2 separate regions of the Homo sapiens genome follow, and region 2 is linked to region 1. The links are chromatin contacts, found by Hi-C or POLR2A ChIA-PET in ENCODE. All regions are on one chromosome and are shown on one strand. The core of a region is the stretch at or near the end of the contact, and the rest is flanking DNA. Distances in the headings are between cores, read along the strand shown. Region 1 holds the start of HECW2-AS1 (HECW2 antisense RNA 1). Region 2 overlaps HECW2 (HECT, C2 and WW domain containing E3 ubiquitin protein ligase 2).

What was found. Hi-C counts contacts between places; a loop is a spot of excess contacts on that map. ChIA-PET counts read pairs that join two places held with the same protein, here RNA polymerase II (POLR2A). Pooled maps may share reads with other maps.
Region 2: a loop to region 1 is called in a map of Caco-2, with 6 times the contacts of the local background. The contact joins the enhancer-like site here to the promoter of HECW2-AS1 in region 1. A Hi-C loop is called at or near these places in 2 of 168 maps with a recorded cell type or tissue (Caco-2 and PC-9), 2 of 37 single-sample maps with no recorded cell type and 11 of 50 pooled maps. POLR2A ChIA-PET finds 5 or more read pairs at or near these places in 8 of 52 experiments (B cell, CD4-positive, alpha-beta memory T cell, Caco-2 and 4 more).

Annotation. Positions count from the first base shown.
Region 1 is chr2:196,258,357-196,261,889 of GRCh38, forward strand. It overlaps HECW2-AS1 (HECW2 antisense RNA 1), which reads left to right and starts at 1,668. Exons shown (of 3, transcript NR_110226.1): 1 at 1,668-1,884; 2 at 1,975-2,016. The region is part of intron 17 of HECW2 (HECT, C2 and WW domain containing E3 ubiquitin protein ligase 2); the gene reads right to left. RefSeq lists an enhancer at 1,137-2,336.
Region 2 is chr2:196,292,771-196,296,303 of GRCh38, forward strand. The region is part of intron 13 of HECW2 (HECT, C2 and WW domain containing E3 ubiquitin protein ligase 2); the gene reads right to left. Among named protein-coding and RNA genes, the nearest start is that of HECW2-AS1, 35 kb to the left of the region's middle. Within about 2 kb of position 1,486, at least 3 of the 41 ENCODE cell types and tissues checked have a DNase peak (open chromatin) inside an H3K27ac peak, as active enhancers do; they include PC-9, where a contact is called at or near this core.

The sequences.
Region 1 (3,533 bases), core at 418-2,917:
TCCTAATTGGAAGCAGATAGTATCTATGCATTATATATTCAGTGTAAAAGCATATGTATATATTCAGTGTAAAAGCATATGCCTTTTTTAAATAAAGAAAAAACTGAAATACTTTGCTACAACAGTTGGTGAAATAGATTGTGTGCATACCTGTGCAAATGTATATATACATATACATATCAAACACAAGGTGAGTTATTTCTACCATTATTTTGTTATAGGTAAATGTGATACCAGCTTTTTTCTTTTTTGTTTGATGAGTCATCATCATGTCACTATTTTCAATTTGTTATATGAATACAATTTTAATAATTTTTTTCCTAGTTGCTTTCTTCCCTTATTTACATCATGCTATTTCAAAGCACACCATATTAACTTTTATAAGATGAAGAAAAATATAAAAACACAAATTATGGTACTAAAATCATTCTATTTCATTGGAATATACAGGATAATGCAAATATGCAATTTTATTCTGAGTGCTATGGACAATATATTCTGATTCCTATACCATAAAGTAAAATACCAATCACTGATACAAGTATTTATTTAGATTTAGTTCTTATCTACAAGCAACTTGTTTTTCTACTTGATATTTTCACAAAGTTCCACTGATTTTTTTGTTTGTTTGTTTTGAGACAGGGCCTTACTCTGTCGTCCAGGCCAGAGTGCTGTGGCATGATCTTGGCTCACTGCAACCTCTGCCTCCTGGGTTCAAATGATTCTCCTGCCTCAGACATTTGAGTAGCTGGGATTATAGGCATGTGTCACCACGCCCAGCTAATTTTTGTACTTTTGGTGGAGATGGGGTTTTGCCATGTTCGCCATGCTGGTCTCAAACTCCTGGCCTCATGTGAGCTGCCTGCCTTGGCCTCTCAAATGCTGGGATTATAGGCGTAAGCCACCATGCCTGGCCAAGTTGCACTGATTTTTATATTCCCAAATTTGAAATATTTTTCTTAAGATTGCTTGCTGACTTGAAGGCACTGAGGTGGAAGGCAAGGTTTCATGTTCACATGAAAAATTCCCTAATGCATAGAAAAGTCAATGGATTTGCCCTTAGCCACACAGCTTATGAGGTATGACAAACAGAGTTCAGTCCTTGGTTTCTTCTGGCTAGATCCATTTTATATGATAGATGAAGCAGCTAATCTTTAGTATTTGCCAAACTTTCCTTTCTGTACTTTATTGCCAGCAGCTAACTACTATTTTTTTTTTAAAGACTATTAGAAATTAGTGGTAGGCATGTACGTAAAGGAGTTGCTCAGAAGGCCAGCCTCTCTCTGCTTAAGGTTATTTCAGTGAAGGCTTGAACCAGGCAGAACATTTTCCCTCAAGTTTTGGAATCATACATCTGAAACACGTGATGGAAACCCAGGCCCATTATCTGGTGAATGGTTTTTCTGATAAGAGATGTAAATGTTGGCTGATAAAAGCTAAATCAGAGGAAAGTTATCTTGAAGAAAAATGAATAATAACTTAACCAAAGAACTACTCTTATAAGGGTCAGTAACACCATGCTTTGATCTTGAAGAATCAAAAGCTATCTCCCACAAATATGCAGCTTATCTCTTTTGTCTATCAACACAGTGAATCCAGGCAAACAGAACAAGACAAAAAACAAACAGGCTGAGCACTCTCCCCTCCTTCCTTAACTGGAGCTACACAGAAGGAGTTGAGTGATGGTAGATATCAGGCCCTGGTCTGCGGCTTGGAAGTTTCCTGTGAATAAGAAAAACATCATCGCTTCTTGAGTCACAAGGATGATAGGATGAGAAAAAGAAAGGACAAAGGCACCAGAGGAGGTATGCCAAATGGGAAACTTTTCATCACTTTCCAGATAAAAACTAGCAGTCTGTGAAGGCAACTGGTCTGATTTTTCAGGTAAGAACATATGAGAGGCAGGCTGAGACCAATTTTCTACCAGGCCAGCTAATTCATCACAATGACAAGCTATGGGTCATATGCTTTCAGGAACCAGACACTGGAACATGTCGTCTGATGTACATCACACCAGTAAGTACTTTCTTATGTTGATATTGAGTCATTCTTTCAGTGAACATTTTCTGCGTGCCTATTGTGTGCCAGTCATGGTACCACACGCTGGGAATCCAATGGGGAGTAAGAGAAAGTCCCTTTTCAAGGAGCTTACAGTGCAGTGGAAGAGAGAAAGTTAAAAGGTAATTCTCATTTGATGTGAAAATATTTAAATTCTTCTGTTCACTTAATTGAAGCGTGGTTAGGCTTTATACCTTCTCCCGGTCTAAACAGTTCTTTATAAAGTCCTTTCACGTAGAAACAAAGAAGGCATTAGTTTACTGCCTGTAAAGAGAGCAGATCAAGGCTGAGGAACAGACAGAAGTCAGCAGACGTCCTGGAAATGTCACCAATCTTTTCTGAGAAAAACAAAGGAACCACTTCTTGGTTACCAGGTATTTGCCCAATATGCTATAGACCAGTGATTCTCAAACTGGCATCCTTGGTCTACTAGAAATTTGCATACATAAGCTCAAGCTCTGCAAGAATTTTTAAATTTTGTGTCTTCACTTCGATGATCAAAGCACATGAAACAATATAATAATATTTTAGATGAGATGGATGACATTTATGACTGAATCTTGCCATATGACTTCGGGTCCCATGTTTGTATTTATAGGGCACTTGGTGCAAAGTGATCAGAGGTGAGCTTTTAAAGGGACGGCGAACACACCTGGCTGCCCTTAGGCTGTCAGGGCCTTGATGTTCAATATGATAATAACACCAGTCCCCATCTGCCACTTACGCACACTTCGCTTAGCAATTAAAAAAACCTTTTCTCTTACAGTATTAACTTGCATCATGAAAATGATCAAGTGGGGTTAAGTAATGTATATGTAAATTACCACAGGCTAAAGAGAAAATAAAAGAGATGGATTTAAAAAGAAAATTATGCATTCATGCTAAATAATGCATAAAAGATATCCTGGCTTATTCTAAGAACAAAAGCTCTGCAATAGTTTGCAAATAGAAAAGTGGTGGTAGAATCCACTCATCCCAAGGCACATTCAATGATATGTTTTATCCTTCAGTATTGTATTTCAGGTTACACTATTAAATGAATTGGCTTATCAAACCAATGAATCAGTAGATAAAAATAAGCTTTTTGTTAAGAAGGAAAAATGATGACTGATAATTCCAAGGAGGCACATGCTAGGCCAGAGATGCAAAAAATCAAAAGAATCAAGTCAAACACAAGCACAGAAAGGTGCAAATGTGTCTTTCCACCAATAATGGTCTCAACATTGGTGATTTGGCTTCTGAAAAACAAAGTATCCTCATATTAATAGCATTAATTCAAATGTTATTGATTTTTTCTAGTTTTTAACTTAATTTGTATGTCTTTTGGTTTTGTAGTTTATAAAAGCTGTAAGCATAAGAGGTTTATACATATTTTATATTTGTACACATTTAAGTTTAAAATAAAAGTGACTAACGTCAACATTATAGGTCCGCAATATTTCTTTTTCCTTTTAGAGTGGAAAAATAACAGATGT
Region 2 (3,533 bases), core at 236-2,735, 34 kb after region 1:
CCAATGTTAACCCACTTGTGACATGCAGAAGCACCAGAAATACTACACATGGGTATGGCTAATCTTCCAATAAGTAATGAAATGCATATATAAGCTTTGACAGAACTCTAGACCCATGTATGGAAACAGCAGACAGAGCAAAATATCTTGAACAAAATGAAACATAAAGACTACAGAAGGTAAGGCAGTATCCACAGCTGGTGTCTAGTTCTCTTTTTTTAACTTTTATTTGTATTTGAAGTTCTGGGGTACATGTGCAAGAAGAGCACGTTTGTTAAATAGGTAAACGTGTGCCATGGTGGTTTGCTGTACCTATCAACCCATCACCCAGGTATTAAGCCCAGCACGCATTAGCTATTTTTCCCTAATTCTCTCCCTCCCCCAGTCCTACTCTGAAACAGGCCCCAGTGTGTGTTGTTCCCCTCTCTGTGTCCATGTGTTGTCATTTTTCAGCTCCCACTTATAAGTGAGAACATGTGGTGTTTGGTTTTCTGTTCCTGTGTTAGTTTGCTGAGGATAATGGCTTCCAGTTCCATCCACGTTCCTGCAAAGGACATTATCTCATTCCTTTTCGTGGCTGCATAGCATTCCATGGTATATATATGCTACATTTTCTTTATCCAGTCTATCATTGATGGATATTTGGGTTGATTCCATGTCTTTGCTATTGTGAATGATGCTGCAATGAACATATATGTGCAGGTATCTTTGTAATAGAATGATTTATATTCCTTTGGGTAAATACCTAGTAATGGGATTGCTGGGTCAAATGGTATTTCTGGTTCTAGATCTTTGAGGAATCTCCACACTGTTTTCCACAATGGTTGAACTAATTTACTAAAGAACAAACATGTTGTGGAGTCTCACTGCACATGGGCCATTAAATCCTGAAGCTGGTTTTAGGAAAGAAACACACAGTCAAAATTATACCACACTGGCGATGAATATGCCACCTTACAGAGAGCCCTGACATAGCCAGTTTCTCCCCCAGTATTGGACTAGGTTATTGGCTCTCTGAGTGAGTGCCAGATGACACAACTAGTATACACTTAAGGGCCAAGTTGCATGGAAAAATGCTTGCCATACATTTCTATACTAGAAGGACATGCAATGGAATGAGTTGCTCTCACTGACCATCACACTCAACTGAGATCACAATAGACTGAGGTTTTAGAATCTCACCCTTCATAGAGGCATATAAGCTTGGTGAATGGAATAGCAGGCTGAGGTGCCTGGGCTGTACATCTCATTCTTTTTTCTTTTTTTCTCTTTTTCCCTGTGTATATTTGGTTGGATGTATATGAATGAAATGCAAGTTTAAAAAAACTCCACTATACCACCACACAGAAAAGTGATTGTTTTGTCCAAAACCTTACAGTCTTCATTTCTATGATATTTAAAGAAGATTCCACAAACTGACTATGTCATGATTGTCCACATATGAGTCAGTCAATAAATATTTATTGCATAATACCATGCACAAAACAGCAGAAGAGGAATAACTGTATGGCAGCTGTTTCCTTGAATCATCAGAGGGAATATGATATTCATGAAACTGACCAGGCCGTGAATGATCATCCTGGAACTCTATTCTTCTCAGACTGATTCAAAGGGCTTTGGATTCGTTTTATCTTTAGTGTCTCAGGGACACTAGACTGAGTCTGGACCTCTTCCAGCTTTATGGGTTCTGTTATCTATTTTAGTCTAAATCGTATGGGTTCTGTTATCTATTTTAGTCTAAACTTTATGGGTTGTTATCTATTTTAGTCTAAGACAGCCCAAGGCAAACCCCAAGGACTCTAGAGTCTCTGGAAATGATTTCATTTTAATAAACATTTATTGTCTTTGCTGTACCCAGTACTGTGTTCGTTATTAGGGATCAAAGAAGAATGAGTGTGAAGACAGTCAACATTGCTCCAGTCTTTCTAGGATCCCTCAAGATGTGTCATGTCCAGGTCAAAGCATTTATTGCTGATGTGAGTCCCTCTAGAGCTTTCTTCCCTTTGACACAGCAAGTGGCAATGTTTGAACAGGGATGCTCCCCAGCCTGGCTCTCTGGGTCCCTGAGTGACCACAGGGACCCTGATAACCTGACTTGGAATGAGAAGTAATCCTTTGTTAGCTTAAGCCACTGAGATTTGTTGGTCATTATTATTGAAGTATAACCTAAATTATTCTGATTGATTTACCGTCATTAAATACTTGTTCCCTATCAAAACAAATTAAAGGAAAGAAGAAAGGAAGGGAGGAGGAAGGGAAGAAGAAAGAAGACCACAATGAACCATCCTTGAACCTTAATTCCTCAGTACACTTGAGTATAAAATACTTTTGAGTCATATTTCAACCGACAGGCTAAATAAGAGGAGGTTTTGATGGCTGTGAGCAGTTGTGTGGTTCAGAGCAGAGAGTACTGTCAATGCAGGCAGGCCTATGCATGGGCTCTGGGCAATTAGAGAGCATGAGAGGATAGGAAAGTGATACCATGAAAGCAGAGAAGGAAATAACAGAAGTTGGGCAGTGTCAGAAAAAACCTAACTTCAGCTAAGTAACAGTTTTGGCTCTATTGGCTGACTCTGCTTTGAGTTTTAAATACAATCAGCAAGGCAACTGTTTTCTGCATTTGGCTCAGTGTTGCTGATATATTTTCACATAAGTCATTGCAAGTTAGAGTCCTGAGACCACACTAGTTTGTGTAGGGATCATAATGAGCTTTCAGGTCTTACTACCTAAGAGTAAAACAAATATTAAGTCTCTTCAGGGACAAATTATTTGGGGGATAATTCTGTCGGATAAATCATTACATTACCCATTGTTCTAAATAGGTATACCTCTTTATCGCCTTCACTGCTCCCTCTTCTCACTAAAATAACTAAATAGGCCACATTCTGATTTCTTATCTAGAGCACCAGAAATGCTCCTCACTTTGTTAAAAAAGAACTTCATTAGGGCAAGAAGCAGTGGCAATTAAGTTAAGAAACTCATCCCAGCCTCAGACCTGAAGTAATTCCCTGGGGCTGAATAGCTCTTTAAGCACAGAAATCTTAAGGCTGGTCTTATAATTAATTATGTCATTTCATCTTCCTCCTCTCCACTCAATGAAACATGTAGTATGGTGCCAAACACATCTGATCTTGCAAAGAGCATCTACCAAAGTAATTCAATGCAGGAGATTTCTCTCAGTAACTAGTAAACAATCTTTAGATCCACAGCCTTTTCAAGTCTGAATAGTAAGTACATGACTGTTAGGGTCTATACAAAACTCTTAAGCCAAACAGGAACATACTTCTAGACTGCTATGTTTCTATAAAAAAAACTATGTTTGAATAACTTCATATGTTTATGCAAAAACTGTGTGTGTATAGATATGTATATATAGTTTATGTGTGTGTATATATATATGTAATTTATATATCTATAGTTTGGGAAGGATATTTATACTCCACTTCATATAGAACTACAGTGCAGATTCTAGTCTCAGCTCTGTCACTCATAGAGACAAAGAAAACTACTTAATCTCTGTCTCAATTTGCTTA